3 separate regions of the Mus musculus genome follow, and regions 2 and 3 are each linked to region 1. The links are chromatin loops, found by intact Hi-C in ENCODE. Cell type or tissue: heart. All regions are shown on one strand.

The links. Peaks named below come from ENCODE experiments on the same cell type or tissue, not always from the same donor. Only the 100,000 strongest peaks of a DNase experiment are listed, where the experiment ranks them.
Region 2: a loop joins it to region 1, with 7 times the contacts of the local background. A loop is called at or near these places in 3 of 42 quality-filtered maps.
Region 3: it touches region 1 in a loop (2.8-fold over the local background); 2 of 42 quality-filtered maps call a loop at or near these places.

The regions. Positions count from the first base shown.
Region 1 is chr4:123,409,365-123,414,364 of GRCm38, forward strand. The region is part of intron 57 of Macf1 (microtubule-actin crosslinking factor 1); the gene reads right to left. D830031N03Rik (RIKEN cDNA D830031N03 gene) reads right to left here and starts at 2,547. Exons shown (of 1, transcript NM_001167918.1): 1 at 1-2,547. The coding sequence starts at 1,343. In heart, a CTCF peak has its summit at 3,053 (motif pointing right); DNase peaks (open chromatin) are centred at 567, 1,987, 2,807, 3,347 and 1 weaker place; H3K4me3 peaks cover 2,961 bases; H3K27ac peaks cover 3,332 bases.
Region 2 is chr4:123,901,938-123,906,937 of GRCm38, forward strand. Mycbp (MYC binding protein) reads left to right here and starts at 3,076. Exons shown (of 5, transcript NM_019660.3): 1 at 3,076-3,150; 2 at 3,297-3,369. The coding sequence starts at 3,136. It also overlaps D130007C19Rik. In heart, no CTCF peak of the experiment used is centred here; a DNase peak (open chromatin) is centred at 2,994; H3K4me3 peaks cover 2,309 bases; H3K27ac peaks cover 1,809 bases.
Region 3 is chr4:123,662,273-123,667,272 of GRCm38, forward strand. The region is part of intron 1 of Macf1 (microtubule-actin crosslinking factor 1); the gene reads right to left. It overlaps Gm12925 (predicted gene 12925), which reads left to right and starts at 3,609. Exons shown (of 4, transcript NR_136925.1): 1 at 3,609-4,035. In heart, a CTCF peak has its summit at 4,450; DNase peaks (open chromatin) are centred at 909, 1,069, 1,989 and 2,549; H3K4me3 peaks cover 3,877 bases; H3K27ac peaks cover 4,485 bases.

The DNA of each region.
Region 1 (5,000 bases):
ACAGGGCACTGGAGCCCTGAAGTCAGACCCTCTAGCCCCTGATCAGGTCTGTTTTTCACCTCACTGATAACAGTGTCACCTGCAGGCACACAGGTGCAGTCAGGGGGAGAACCCCTGGGGACAGAAGCAAGCTGATCCCTAGTTGGCTGCAGGTCAACAGAGCAGCACATCTGATGAAGAGCGAGGTGGTCAGAAGTTCCAGAGACAGCCACACGATCCGACCCATCCTCTACTGCTGGTACTGAGTTTGCTTGGTCACTTTCTTCAAGGGGATCTGCCAAACTAGTCTCTTCATTTGTAACAAGACTCTTTCTTTCCTCTGACAATTTCTCTTCCTCCCACTCCTCCTCTGCCTCCATCATGATCCATCGCTCATCCTCCTCAAATTTTAACTCAGACTCTGTTTTTTCTCTCAGGCTAGGTGTTATAAGCATATGCAATTCTGGATCCAACAGCTCTTCACTCAAGCAAGGAGAGAGAGGTGGTAGTTCCACTGCACAGGCAGTGTCCCCAAGGGGATACTGCTTCTCACTGAAGCCTCCCTTGGAGGAACTTTTCATGGCCCTGGGCCAGGTTGCACTTGAGAATCTGTGCTCCTGCATTTCATCTGTGTTACCACTTGCTGCTGCAGCTTCTGAGCCCAGAGGCTGGAATTCATGGGGAGAGCTCTCACTGTGCTGTTGGAATTTGAAGTCCTGGCAGTCTCTCAAATTTTTTACATTTTGCACTTCTGGAATATCTACAGATTTGGACATGTGTTCCAAAGTAACGGACTCAGACTGAGGTTCCCTGTGGTCAAAGTGACCAGAACTTTCTGTCAATGCAGAACTGGATTCTTTTTTCTCTTGCAAGGAAGGATTTGAAGCTCCAGCTTCTGATACTTCACTGAGAGAAGCCTCCATCCTTTCTGCAAATTCTGGGAAGTTGGGTGGCATGAAGGACTTCCACGATCTCCTGTTAACATTATCTTTGCGTTCTGCATTTGGCCGACGTCTGGGTGGCACGGGTGCTGACTTCTGCACATCACTGCTTAGCTTTAATGCATCAAATATTATCCTCTCATCCAGCTTCTTGCCTTCTGGTCCTCTAGCTTCAAAAACATTAGATGATGCTCCTAATGTACCATTGCTGGATATGGTACTTCCTTCCATCTTCTCCATGGTGCTTTTTGACGTCTGATTAAGTTTTGACCCCTGGTCAATCTGTTCATTTATCCTCATTGTATCGTATATAGACCGCTGTGGAACATAGCAATCTTCTATATAGCCATCCTCATCTTCCCCTTTACCCAGGCAGGTAGGGTTCCGCCTTAAACAGTCTGGCCTGCTAAGTGGCTTACCCATACTTTTTCAATAAAGATGAACCATCAATCTTTCAAAAGTTTTTTTTCCCCGCCACGGGTTCTCTCAAAATACATTCTACATGAATTGTAAGTCCTCTTACATGTTTATACTCCAAACCACCAATTGCATCTGCCTTTCAGAAAGATCTGGAAGTTCCCAATTTGAAACCATTTTGGGAGAAACTCTAATAAGACAAACAGGTTTTCCCTCACAGGCTAGCAGCCTCATAACTGCAGAAAGACAAATGATATTATTTAATCAATAAACATAAAACAAATACTTGTATGGCTTCTGGTTTTACTTTTCTAAAGCCCTTTCAAATTCAGTCAGCAAAAAAATCGTTTGATATTGACAAGTCTTATTCAATATCTAGTTTCACTCGATTCGCACCAAAGCTGAGTTGGAAGCAGAAAATGTATACCAACTATGTCCTTTATAACAATGGCACACCCTCTCTAGCCTTCAAGTATGGTCCAAGCTCCTAAGAATTCCTTTCATTTTATCCTGTGTTCAGCCCTAAAGAGTCCAGCTGGTCTGAATTAGCCATTCGTCCTCTCTAGTTGGGTGTTTGCATTTGAACAGGGCTGGTCAGCGGATATTCCTGCAACTTTAAACACAGGAAGTCCTTCATTCGGGGCCAGCTTGGGGCTTCCTGTCTCCAAAACATCATGGCATTGTTGTGGCTTCCAAGCCAACACTGTATCGTGGCCGCAAAACAAGGCGAGTGGAGGCCCACGCTGGGCCTTTCAGAAGGCGGGCAGGCTGCGGCAGCGGCCAAGAGGCAGTCTGGACTCACTTAGCACCGCCCGCAAACCCGCGCCATGCCTCGCGCCCCGGAGGGCCAGGGTCGCCTCACCGCAACCTTGCAGGTGGCTCCCGGCGGGCCGGCCTTGGGTCTAGCGCTCAGGAAGTTAGTTTGTCCCTCCGGCAGCAGTAAGTCCCGTGTCCTGTGGGCGCCGCCTCCCCGGCCACTGCAGGTCCCCGGCCCCCAGCCGCCGCGTCGTGGGCTGCATGACAAGCAGTCGCCTCTTTTCTCCACCACGCCGCCGGCCCTGCAGCCGTCCTCCCCGCCCGCAGCTGTCACGGTCCCGGCATGCAAACTTCTGGCCGGGAACAAAAGGCTCCGCTCCGGCCGCACGAGGGGGGCGAGCCCGCCTCTCTCACGCCGCGCGGCCCGCTCACACGCCGCTGGCTGGAAGTGCTCGGGTGGCGGGCGGATCTCCTCCCCCTTCTAGCCCCGCCACAGCCGCTGCCCCGCCCGGGCAGCCCCCTTGGAAGCCCGGGAGCGCGCGGCGCCGACTGCTAGGGAGGAGGACGGGGGCGGGGCCTATAGGGAGCCCCGCCGGGAGGGGAGGGGGCGGAGGCAAGGATTGGAGGCCAAGGCGGCGAGGGAGGGGCTTCCCGGGGTTGGGGCGAGGGACTCCAGCTCATCCCGCACCCCCTCTAGCTCACTCCCTCCTCACCCACGGGAGTAATAGTGTCCCCGCCTGCGAGGGTGAGAGGAGAGGGGCAGTCCTGGTCATGCCGGGCAAATCCCCTGACAAAGGAAAGCCCCGCCCTCACAACGCTGGCCCGGCCCCTCCGCCCCCGCTTCTTTCCAACCGGCGGGATGGGAGCCCAGCCCAAGGGCGAACCCAGAAGGGGCGCCCCCGCCGCCCCCACTACCAGCCGGTAGTGGCTAGGGCCACTCGGGGGCCCCATCTGCCGGTAGAGACGTACGGGCTGGGGTGGGCGGTCTGCACTATCCTAGGCTCCAGCTTTGCCGCCAACGACTATCCCTGTATTTTTCCAATGTCACCTCTGGCGCTGACCAAAGAACAGGCTAGCCTTAAACACAGTCTTTTCTTGGCATGCCAAGGAATTAAGTTAGACTCAGGAACCAAGTTATTGGATAAACTCTAGGCACAGTTTCCCTTCTCAAGTATGTCAGATCTTGGCCCATTTCGCCACCTGGATTTCTCTGCTCAGACTTCAGCGGTCTTAATGACCGGAAAATGGGGTGCGGGTTGCAGGGCAGTGGAGACTCTAGCAGGAACAGCCCATGACCAACACCTGGATTGGCTATAACCGCTGTGCACGTCCAAGGAAATCTGAGCCTCTGAAGGGCTAGATGAAAAGCATGAGTTCATATTTCAAGTCTCAAGAATGAAAATATTAGAGAAATGTGTTACACAATCCTGCAAACTACGTTCTGGATTTTAGGAAAGCTATCTAGAGACCCTGTAATTGTTAAGAAAAGTACAAAGCAACCCAGAAGACTGCCTGCCAGAGGTAGCTTGCATCTCTTTGAGGTGTAATACTTGACTCCCTTTATGATGGTCCCTCGGATTTCATGAGGATGAAAAAGGTCAGTTAAAATGTACAAAGTCCTGTTGGCCCAAGTAGTTAATATAGATGATAAAACTTATGAGAAAGTTATTTCTACTCTTCACACAAACAGTAAATAAAACGAGTCACTGGTGTGTGGAGATTTGGCAGTGAAGCTTGGAGCTAAGCCTTAAACTTACTTGAGGAGCCAGAAACTCCTTGGCAAAAATGAGGTACAGGCTGAAGCCCATGATCAGATTAGTCAAGTAAAAGACAACTTTGCTTGGCAAAATGTTTTATACTTCATTTCTCACTCCTAAAGAAGCTGATCAATTCTACCCACTCAAATACAAAGACTTTCCATCTGTAAACAGGAGAGAATACTTAAACATTGTATCATCTTATTCTAGATACCCTAGTCTTTAAAGTTAAAACTTCAGAAAGCTATCCAGAATCCTGTGGCTTCCTGGTGCAATAGTGCAAGACACTAGAACATTTTTCTACGAACCCAGAGTGAAAAGAATCAAGAATACTTGATGGAGAGCAAATTTCAGGGGATATGATCAACATTAAGAATCTGAGGAGCTGGGATGTGGGAGGAAGGAAATTTGTGCTGAATCTCTCCTTAAACTGGCACACCAAGATCCAAGGGCAGATTTCAAACCATCAGTTTTCTCACTGCTATTCAAAGAATAAGGTGTTCCCTAAAAGGGTGACTTTTCCTGATCCCAAAGGAATGTGAGCAGAAATTCAAGCAACCACATGGCATAGCAATCTCAGGAAACAGATTAAGAAATCTTGAAGTTTATTCAGGGCGTGTTTTAAAGTCCCTTCAACCCCTGACACACTGTGATCCTAAGAACAAATCAACTTACAGACTGGATACTTCACAATTCATGGACTTCAGATTTTAAGTTTGTTGTAATTATTCAATGCAACTGGAAAACCCCATAGAGGATTTATTTCACTTGCAAGTCTTCCTGGCCAAATACATTCACCACGTGTTCAGATATCATAACAGACTCTTTAGCACGCCAGGGCCCCTCTGGTTAGAAGAATCTGAGGAATTCCAGCTCTGGAGTTAAGGGTGGGTGGTTATTCTATTATAAAGAATGGTCTTGATATGGAATCACAACCTTCACAGACAAAAATTCTTTTCCTGTTTCCTCACCAAGTCAGGTGCCAATCAGGTCAATCTTTTCCTAATTAACCCCTTCCCACACTTATCCACCTTGGTTTACTCTTCTCATCAATGTCAGATAAATAAATGGAACAGTCTAATAACCGAGGTTCAGACTCAAACTACTTATCACTTTTAGTCACACTCTGTTTAATTAAAGCACTAAAATA
Region 2 (5,000 bases), 490 kb after region 1:
AGTCAAAAGTTAAAGTTTAAATAATGATAAGTTTGCAATTGTTATTTTGGCCACAAGCCGGGGGGATAGGGAGAGCTTGAAGCTTTGGGGAACAATTGTAATTCCTGGTTCTCTGTGGGATGTGGCTATTCTTCTGAATTTGATTTGGCAATGATTATACAGTGTTTTTTTTTTTTTTTCTACTTGTTTTTGGAATATCGATAGACTGGGGCAAGAAAAAGGCGAGAGAGCAAGTAAGAAAGAGTTAGGTGTATGTGACGAGTGTGTGTGAGTGTAAGGAGAGTGCACGTTGTGTGTGTGAGTGAAAAAGGAACACATAGAAGTGTGTAGGAGGGGCTGGTGAGATGGCCCAGCAGGGAAGAGCACCCGACTGTTCTTCCGAAGGTCCTGAGTTCAAATCCCAGCAACCACATGGTGGCTCACAACCATCCCTAACAAGATCTGACTCCCTCTTCTGGTGTGTCTGAAGACAGCTACAGTGTACTTACATATAATAAATAAAAACAAAACAAAACACCATGACCAAGGCAATGTATAGGAGGAAGATTAAAAAAAAAAAAAAAGAAGTGTGTAGGAGTGTGGGAGTTCAAGAAAAGGAAAGTGCACAGGAAAAAAGCAGAGTACAAAAGAGAATGCAGTGTGTGTGCAGCCTCAAGCTGTGAATGAGTGAGAGAGAGACAGAGAGAGGAGAGAGTAAGCCTTGAAAAATTGCCTGTCAGTTTGTACCTGAAAAGTAGTCTGTGTCTGTTTATTATGTGCCTTCCAGATATCCCTGCTTCCAGTTGAGAACTCTGACCCCGCTGGACCCTGACAATGACGAAGCTTGACCATTTTAATAGACTTTGAAAGAAAAACCACAGGGCAGGCAAGCTATAATCTGTCAGTAAATGGGGGACAGGAAAAAAGGGAATGCAAAGGAGACTCATCTCATATGGGCTCAACTCAGGAACCTGCCAGAGGCTCCCAGTCCCAGAAAGCATCCACTGACTCAGTGGCTCTGAGTCCTTGTCTGCAGACTTGGCGTTCATGGTTGGTAAAGGGTGATGGGCTTGTTCTACTTGAGACAGAATCTCAGCATGTGACTCTGGCTGGCCTTGAGTTTAGAGATTTGCCTGCTCTGGCTCACGAATGCTAGGATTAAAGGCGCATGTCATTACTCTCAGTAGTGAAGGTTTTCTAATCATTTTATTTAAAAATACTTTGTTTGTTGTGTGCATGTGTGTGCCTGCAGCACATGTAGAGGCCGGAGGCACTTTGCAGGTCCTGGCTCTCCTCTATAGGACAGCTCCAGGGATCCAACAAACATCAGGCTTTATCCACCGAGCCAGCTCATTGGTCTACCCAAAGATGAGGTTTTTTTTTTTTTTTTTTTTTTTTTAAAGAGCTTGGGACAGGAGCTAGAGCTCCAGAGAGGGCCCAAGAGAGGGCTATGGAAAGGTTAGATTGGCTCCAATATAGGAGGAAGTCCCAAGAAAGAAGAAGAAAAAAATCCAGGTTCCTGGGGTGGAGTTGGGAGTTCACACATGGTGAGACCCTGCCTCAAAACAATAACACAACGCCTCCCCATCCCCACTCCATGTAAAATTCCCAAAAAGCTCAACTAAAAAAACTGGATGAGTCTCGAATGCCTTAGAGCAGAGATGGGAGGGAGGAAGGGCATTGCCAACAGGAACAAAGGGAGGCAAGGCAAGCACCACCCACCAGGGGACTCTGCTTTGCACTTTTTCATTCAGTTTGTGGTTGAAGCTGGGTTCATAAGTTCTTTCAACATGAGTTTAAGTTCTGTGGCTTCTCATAACCAAATATGTTTTTTTCTCAAGACCAACAGAAAAGACAGTATTTTCATTATTTGTGCAACATAGAGCCATCGTTTTGCTTTTCTTAGATAGTCTAGAAACTTTGCAGCTAGGGAGCAGTAAGATGACTTGGTGGTAAAGGCACTCGTTGTCAAGCCTGACAACCTTAATGCAATTACTGAGACTAACGGTGGAAGGAGAGCAAGTCCTATGAGTCTTCCGATCTCCAACTGCACCACGGCATGAATACTCTTCCCCAACTCCTGGAAAAAAAAAAATCCACTGGATTTCAAAAAGATAAGGTGGGGGTAGGGCCTTACATTAAAACAAGACTACAATGAATTCTTTGTTTTGGAGACAGGGTTTCTGTGTAGCCCTGACCATCTTGGACCAGAATGGCTTCGAACTCAGGATGGTCTCCACTTTTCTTGCACTGAGATTAAATTCGTGTGCCACCAGCGCCTAGTGAATAGAATGACTTCTATATAGAGAGATCAAAACAAAATCTAGCCAAGTAGCAGGCACAACTACAAATTCATTAAAGGGCCCTCTTCTGCACTTAGAAATCTCCTTAGAGAGACATACACACTTAGTACTACCTATAATTATTTTCAACATAAAAACACGCATAATATATATGGAAAAGAACTTAATGTTAACCACTAAGGGGGTATAAAAAAAAAAAAAAGGAAACTAATGACAAAGGCAGAGAAAAGAACCACTTCAGAGGTCATTGCCCTAATCCAACATTGCTGTAGAGATAAGTTTTCTACCAGCCAGCAGTTATCTGCAAATATCACGGGGCTTAATGATTACAAGCAAGCCCTGAACAAGCCCAAAAGAGATTCTTTATTTAGCTGAGGGTGACCTTGAACTTTTTCCTGGTGCTGGGTATTTTTCTGAGCCAAGAAACACGGCATTGGTCTGTTCCTCACCAAAGACCCAAATGACAAGGAGTGCGCGCCCACTAACACGTGGGGAGATACTACATCAGGAGCCTCTAACTCCTGGCCACACCCATCCAGGGCCCCACAGGTCGTTCGCCTGGCTTTACCTAAACCTCGCCTCTTGCTAGGCAACCGAATCGCCGCGGCAACCGGAACAGGAAGACGCGAGACTGCCCGGAACCGCGGAGGGCGGGCTCACGCAGCCTCTCTAGGCTCCGAGGAGACAGGGATACACAGCGTCCCGGTCGCCATGAAAACAGGCCACACCCCGGTGGCCCCGGCCCGTGCCTGCCCAGTGCGCAGACGCGCGCGCCGTTCCGCGCATGAGCAGTGAGGCTTGGAGCCCGCCTGCCCGTGTCTCCGGCGCCAGCTACGCCGCTGTGGCTGTCACTATGGCCCATTACAAAGTGAGGGGGGCGCGGCGTGGCTCGGGGCGTGCGGGCGGCGCCGGGTGGGAGTTGGGGCGTGTGCAGGGCTTGGGGCCGGCGGCGGGGCGCGCCGTCTTCCTGCTCCGGCCCCGGGCTCCGGTCCCTGACCCGCCGTGTCTCCTCAGGCCGCCGACTCGAAGCGCGAGCAGTTCCGGAGGTACTTGGAGAAGTCGGGGGTGCTGGACACGCTGACGAAAGGTGAGCCGAGGCGGGCGGCTGCAGCCCACGTCCGCGCGCTCTTGGCCAGGTGGGGCCCGCCCCGGGAGCAGCGAGGCCTTGGGGTCCCGTGGGTCGGGCGCACGCCGGCCGCGGGACTTCGCCTCGCCCCGGTGGTCGCTCTCTGCCCCGGACTGAAACTCTTGCAGCTGTTGCAAAGTCTCTCCAACTTCCGTTGCTTTCCCGCGAGCAGCCGCAGTGGACACGTTAGCAAGACCTTGAGATCCCAGTTGCTCCCTGCCGTATAGTGTGCGGGATTTTACAAATTTTTCTTTTGGACAAAGGCAACTAAGAAAATGACTGGATTTGAAAGTGGGTTATTAAATGGCTCTAGTCCCCGAAGCTGGAGATTCATAGACAGTTTGGGCTGTGGCTTTTCAACTCTTTTAGCCTATAGTAATTCCTACTTTGTGTAGATATCATAATTAAAGTGGAATTACAATTTGAAAAGTGCTTCAGAGCACATAAAAACAGCTATATTCTTTACTTTAAAACAATGGAAGCGTAAAGTGTATCCCTTCCTTTCTGGGTGTAAGGCTAGAGAGTATGGTGGTTGGAATCATAGAATAAAGCTAACTGGCCTTAACAGTATATTGAATGCCTTCTACATGGTAAGAACTCAACATTGCTTGGTGTTTTCAAGGGAATAGAATGGAATGGCTGGCAGGGATTGAAAACTTGGTCCTTTTGAGAATAGGAAGTGTCTGGGAAATAATTTGTATCTGCTTTTTAGGGAACAAAAGCTAGGGGAAAATTTGGGAGAACTTAGAAGAAAGCAGGGCTTTTAATTCTCTTACATGGATGAACTGACAAGTTAGAATTACTACTCATTTCCTTATGTCATCGGAAGTCAATGTGAGCAAAAGTATAAGGAACTACTCTGTGAGACCACTGTAGTTTGTGGCATCAGAAGTGTCACAGATGGCTTGGAATTCTGTTAAAAAAAACCCCTCATGTTTCTTTCATGTAATGATTTTACTCCAGCCGTGTGTTCTGGGCACCAAGGGGATACAGCCATGGAAATGTTCTTGCTTTTGGGAGCTTGTAGCTTAGATAGGGACACACACACACTAAAACTAGTGCCAGCTAGTGGTAAATGTCTAACTTAAACCATAGCAAGGATAAAGATGGGACATTTTACATGGAGTGGCAGAGGGAAGACCTTGAACAGTACGGATAAGTATCCTTAATCTGAAATTTTGAAATCTAAATTGCTCTCAGATTTGTAACTTACTGAGTATTGATGTGGAAAGTTCCATACTTGACTGCATAAATTATGTCAGTCAAAATTCAGGAGCCTAGGAATATGTACTTGTTCAAGATCATGTTTATATTATGTGAATAAGGTCTATATGGAATGTAAATTAATTTCATGTTTAGGCTTGGATCTCATCTCCAAAACACTCATTATGTATGAGTAGATAGTTCAACCTCTGGAGATAAACACTGATACACTTTTGGTCCCAAATAATCTGTGTGGTAGGGTCGTGGAATGAAATGGATGCAGGAGGTTGACAGGCAAGAACACTGAAAGGCAGATGGAGTACAATTGTAGATAACTGAATGCAGAGCCAATGTGCAGCCTTCAGGCTGTGTAAGAGAATGGGAACCAA
Region 3 (5,000 bases), 250 kb after region 1:
ATAGCCCTTGGCTAGCCTCCAACTCAAAGCTTTATCTGCCTCCCTTATGCTGGAATTAAAGGCATGGATGCATGCTAAATGTTTTTAGGATTATTTGTTTATGTGTATGTGTGTGCCTCCATGAATCATGGTACACCAGGACACCAATAGAGGTTTGTCAGATCCCCTGGAGCCGAAGTTACAGAGTTACACTGCTGCTCGGAACAGAATCCTGCTTCTCTGCAGGAGAAGCACAAGCTCTTATCTGCTGAACCATCTCTCCAAGCCCAGAGTTGTTGTTGTTTTAAAGACTGATAGGATAGGTAGGGACTGGAGAGATTGCTCAGCAGTTACGAAGAGCACCTGTTGCTCTTGCAGAGGTCCTGGGTTTGATTCCCAGCAACCATATGGAGACTCCCAACTATCCAGAACTGCAGTTCCAACGGGGGATCCAACCCCCTCTTCTGACCTCCTCCAGCACCAGGTACACTTGTGGTGTACAGCCATACATGCAAGCAAAAGACTCGTATATAAAAGTAAAATAATTAAAATAAATGAATACAAATACAGTGTCTTTAGGAAAGAAATAGACTTGTGTCTGAGAAGACTCACATTCCTACATACTGGAACAAAGTCCGTCTGAGTAAAGTCAAACTGAGGGGGATGTCTGAACGCCCGCCGGTAACCCATCCAAGCCCTACTTCCTCTTTGCCATAACAGGGGAGCCCAACTTCCTTTCAGCTAGAAGCCACCAGCAACTTGACCCTGGGAGGTACTGAGATTTCTTCCTTTTTGTGTTTTTAATTCTGCTGGTTGAAAGCAGTCAGAGCCAGTGACAGCCCCAGCGTATCCTCCCTCTGAGGAGGGCAAAGCAAAAGGCTGCAAAGGAAACTTAATGGAACCACTCAGCGAGCAGCAGTTTTTCAAAGAAGTTCAGCCGCACAACCTAACCTCTTTGTGCTCCGCAATAATCCCCGTTCCTTAAGAGAAGGGGGAGGGGGGCTGACAGAAAACTCCCTGCAGGCAGGAAGACCGAACAGCTTACAGGAGCTGATACAGCAAAAAACCATCAGCCGCCCTAGCGAGTCCTTCACCATTTCATCTGATTTCCCCCAAGCTGCACTCCCAGGTAGCGTCCTAATGTCCAGGGTTGTGGGGCCAGGGGTGCTGGGAGGCGGGGGTTACAGCTTTGTCTTTAGTTTTCCTTCACTGGGTAGGTGTTGTAAACAAGAATGCTGGCCTCAGTCCTAAGGGTTGAAGATTTCTCTCCTTCACGTGGAAAGAAAGGCAAGGCTAGTCACAGGAGAGCAGGTTTTCAAGAGGGGGGTAGGGGTGCCTGCCTGTGAAGTTTCTAGGAAAATCAACATCTCAAAAAAAAAAAAAATGCAGTCCAGAGCACACTGAAGATAAATCAAAGCTGGGGCTCCAGGGCCACGCACCCCTGCCTTCCACTCAGGGCGGTTAGGGAAAGGCAGCCCGCAGCCCTGCTGGCCTGTCAAAACTTTCTCTGCGAGCACTCGGCGGAGATTAGACATTAACTCGCTGAACTGCTTCGCAAGCCAGCCTTCAGGGGCTGAAATCCGAGCTCCGAGACCAATCTTTATTTCTGAGAGGAAGAAAAAAAATAATAATAATAACTAGACCCCTGCCTCAACCAGGCAGGCCCAGACATTGAGGGGGGTGGCGTGGGGGTGGGGAGGCCTCGCCACCGCAATCTGCACACTCACCGGCCACGCCGCCCACCCGACCCCCCAAGACCCCCCGGATGCTCGGCGTCCTAGGCTCCCGAGCGACTCCTCCGAAGAGGCAGGGAGACAAAAGCGGGCGGGCGGGCGACCCCCGGAGAGCCACCGCAGGGAAGCTCGCCCCGGGAAACCGAATGAGAGCGTCTCCCTCGAGCCCAACTCCTCCTCCTGCAGAGTCCCATAGCAGGCGGTCTCCGGAGCCAGCTCCACGTCTCTCCTCCTTCGGATCCGGCCAGATAATAGAGCAAACAGTGTGACCGGAGATAGGAGAGCGCCCAGCGCCGGCCGGGCAGCGGGGCTCCCGACGCTTATCTCAACTCCACAGAAGCCAGCCCGGGAGAGGCGGCCGCGGCTCCCGGCCCAGCCCCGCACGGGTGGACGCGCCCCCCGCCCGCCCGCCTCCCCACCTGCAGCCGGCCGAGCCCCGGGCCTCCGGCTCCGGCCAGCGCCGGCCCGGCCGCAGCCTCACCTTTGTAGCGCTCCAGCACATCCTCGTACGCCTGCACGAACTCCTTCTCCTGGCTGCGGTTGGCCGGCTGCTGACCCGGCACGTAGCCGGCCATGGCTGCCCGCGCCGCGCTCTGCCCGGGCCCCGGGGGGCGCCGGCTCCAGGCCCGCGCGCTGAAGCGGCGGCGGCGGCCCCAGTCTCGGCCTTTGTGCGGTTCGGCGGCGGTGGCGCCTTGGCTCTCTCGCTCTCAGATCTGCGTCCGTCTCGCCCGGCCCGGCAGTCGCGCTCGGCTCCCTCAGTCCGCTCGCACCCGGCCCGCTCGCGCTCCGCCGGTCCCGGCTCGCGTTTCCGCCTCCCCACCCCTCGGCTCCGCTCCTCCCTCAGCCCGCCCCGGCGCGACGGCGGCGGCGGCGCCTCCTGTCAGGAGCGCCGGGCCGGGCCGGTTCCCCGCCCCTCAGCCCGCCGCCTCCGCCGCCGGGCGCGTCCTCAGCCCCGGGGCTGCAGCCCCTGCTGGGCCGGGCGGGCCACCGACCGACCACCGCCCGGGCGGGCCGCAGGCCCGAGCGGGGACGCCGAGGAAGGCGGGCCGTCGCCTGAGGCCCGCCGCCAGGAGGCCCCCTGCACGTCCGAACAGGAGGCCCGGCGGGCCGCAGCGGCCGGGAGACCCCCGGGCCGACCCGGGCTGGGCCGCAGCCGCCCTCAGCGCTGACCTCCGCGGGCAGCCGGGACAAAGGAGGGAGCCCCGGGCCCGGCGGGCCGCAGCGGCCGTGGGAGAAGGACTTAGAGAAAACCTTGAAGGCAGGCGGAGAGCAAAAGACCGTGATGCCTCACAGCCAAGGCCACACGGCTCCAGAACCAAGACAAGGGCGAGCCCCAGCCGGGACTGATACGGGAGGCCGAAGGGAACGGTACGACCACAAAGAAGCCCGGGAACAAAGAGTTGTCCAGAAACAGACGAAACTGAAGTGGAAGCGAGGGCGACAGAGCCATCACCATAAAGTAAACCAGGCCAAGGAGCAGAGCCTGAGAAATGACAACTGAGAGAGCGATGAAAACACGATTCTGACCGCACATGGGGGGAGGGCGTAAATCCAAGGGGGGAGACCCAATAGGATTACTAAAGTGTGACAGCCCTCTCCACACGGCGACTTAGATCAAAAGGGAGAAATGTGGGAACCTGAGGCTGCACCAGGACTGGCAGGGAACAAAGGAAGGATTCTGGAGCAAAACTGGTTAGGGCAACGCGGGGGAAGCCAGTAGCCAATTATTCTCAGCCCTAGAGAAAGAAGAAAGGAAACGTAAATACGAGCAGGGATGTATTGAGGACCATTTTGTCCCCAGCGTCATCCATCGGGTTCTCTATTGAGTTGTATATCATCCAATCCCAACAGTCATGGGTTGACTGGAACCAAAAGTAATGAATGAGGAATTCCAAGATGGTAGCTCACACCTGTAATCCTAGCCCTCAGGAGGGAGAGCAGGAGATTTGCTACAAGTTCTAGGTCTGTCTGGGCCTCGCAATGAGACTGTTTCAAACAAAATGATACTTTTAGCCCACTTTTGGCCCATCCAACCGTAGTTGACTTTTCCAGGGAACAGGGAAGTGGTTGTGGTAATAACTAGTAAATATCACAGTAAAGGCACATGAGCAGGTGGCATTGAGCAACCAAAATCGACACTTGGAATTCCATCTCAGCTCTCATTCTTAAGCAGTAGGAGCCTCTTACCCTAGAGCAAGAATTATAGCTTTGTACCGTTTGAGTAATGTCAAGTATTTGGTCAGTCATTGCTCAGTACATTAATTACGTGAAATGATGCTTTTCACTAATAGATGCAATCATCGCTTTCCACATCACAAAGCAGGTGAGCAAATAATTAATCATATCTCTTCCCATCAATTTTTGCTCAGCTTCCCAAGCTCTGTACAGAGAAGGCCTGAAAGGACATGGAAAATCCTTGGGGCAAATGCTCAAATTTCTTCCAGTTTTACTCTGTGCATACACACACTGTCTATCTATCTATCCACACACACACACACACACATATATAATAGTTCACTGATTGAGGTCAGATACTAATGAGCTCAGTCTAGAAACACAAAGGAAATAAGTCTTAGCAGTATTTTTTTCTTAAAGAGTAAAAGGCATTTAGCAGAGAAGAAGGAGTTGGTGTGGTACTTCATAGCAAGCACTTTTTTTTCTTTTTTCAAAACAGCAGATAATAATAGAGAATTGCTAATTCTGGAGCTCTTGACTGTAAGTGCTGAGTCACTGCATTTCCTATACTGTTTTGTACCAGTAGGGCTAAGGAGGCCTGGGTGCAAATACACATCCACAGGCCTCCACCCTTACCCTTTACAAACACCTACCTCCGCCCTCAGTTCATTGCAGCAAATAGAAAAGTACCCCTATCCCCTCCTGGGCTACATGCACCAGTTTGTGAGCAGGTTCCTCAAGAACTATGACTGATACTTGCCAAAGCTTGGGAAATGACAGAGTATGGAATAGTTTACTGTGCTAAACAGGTTCTGTGGAAAACTGGGAAGGAAGGAAAGATAAAGCAAAAGGCTGAGATTCCTATTAAGAAACACAGTAAAAAGCCAAGCATTGTGGTGCGTGCCTTTGATCCTCGCACTAAAGAGGCAAAGGTGGGGACATCACAGTGAATTAGAGGCCAACCTTGTCACTATGTAACCTTGTGATAAGGCTACATAGTGAGACCCTGTGCTTTTACCCTCAGCAAAAAGAAAGAGAACACAGGAAAGCCACGACCAAACCCGTAACCAGGCGTTCGGAAGGCTGAGGCAAGAGAATTGTAAATTTGAGGGC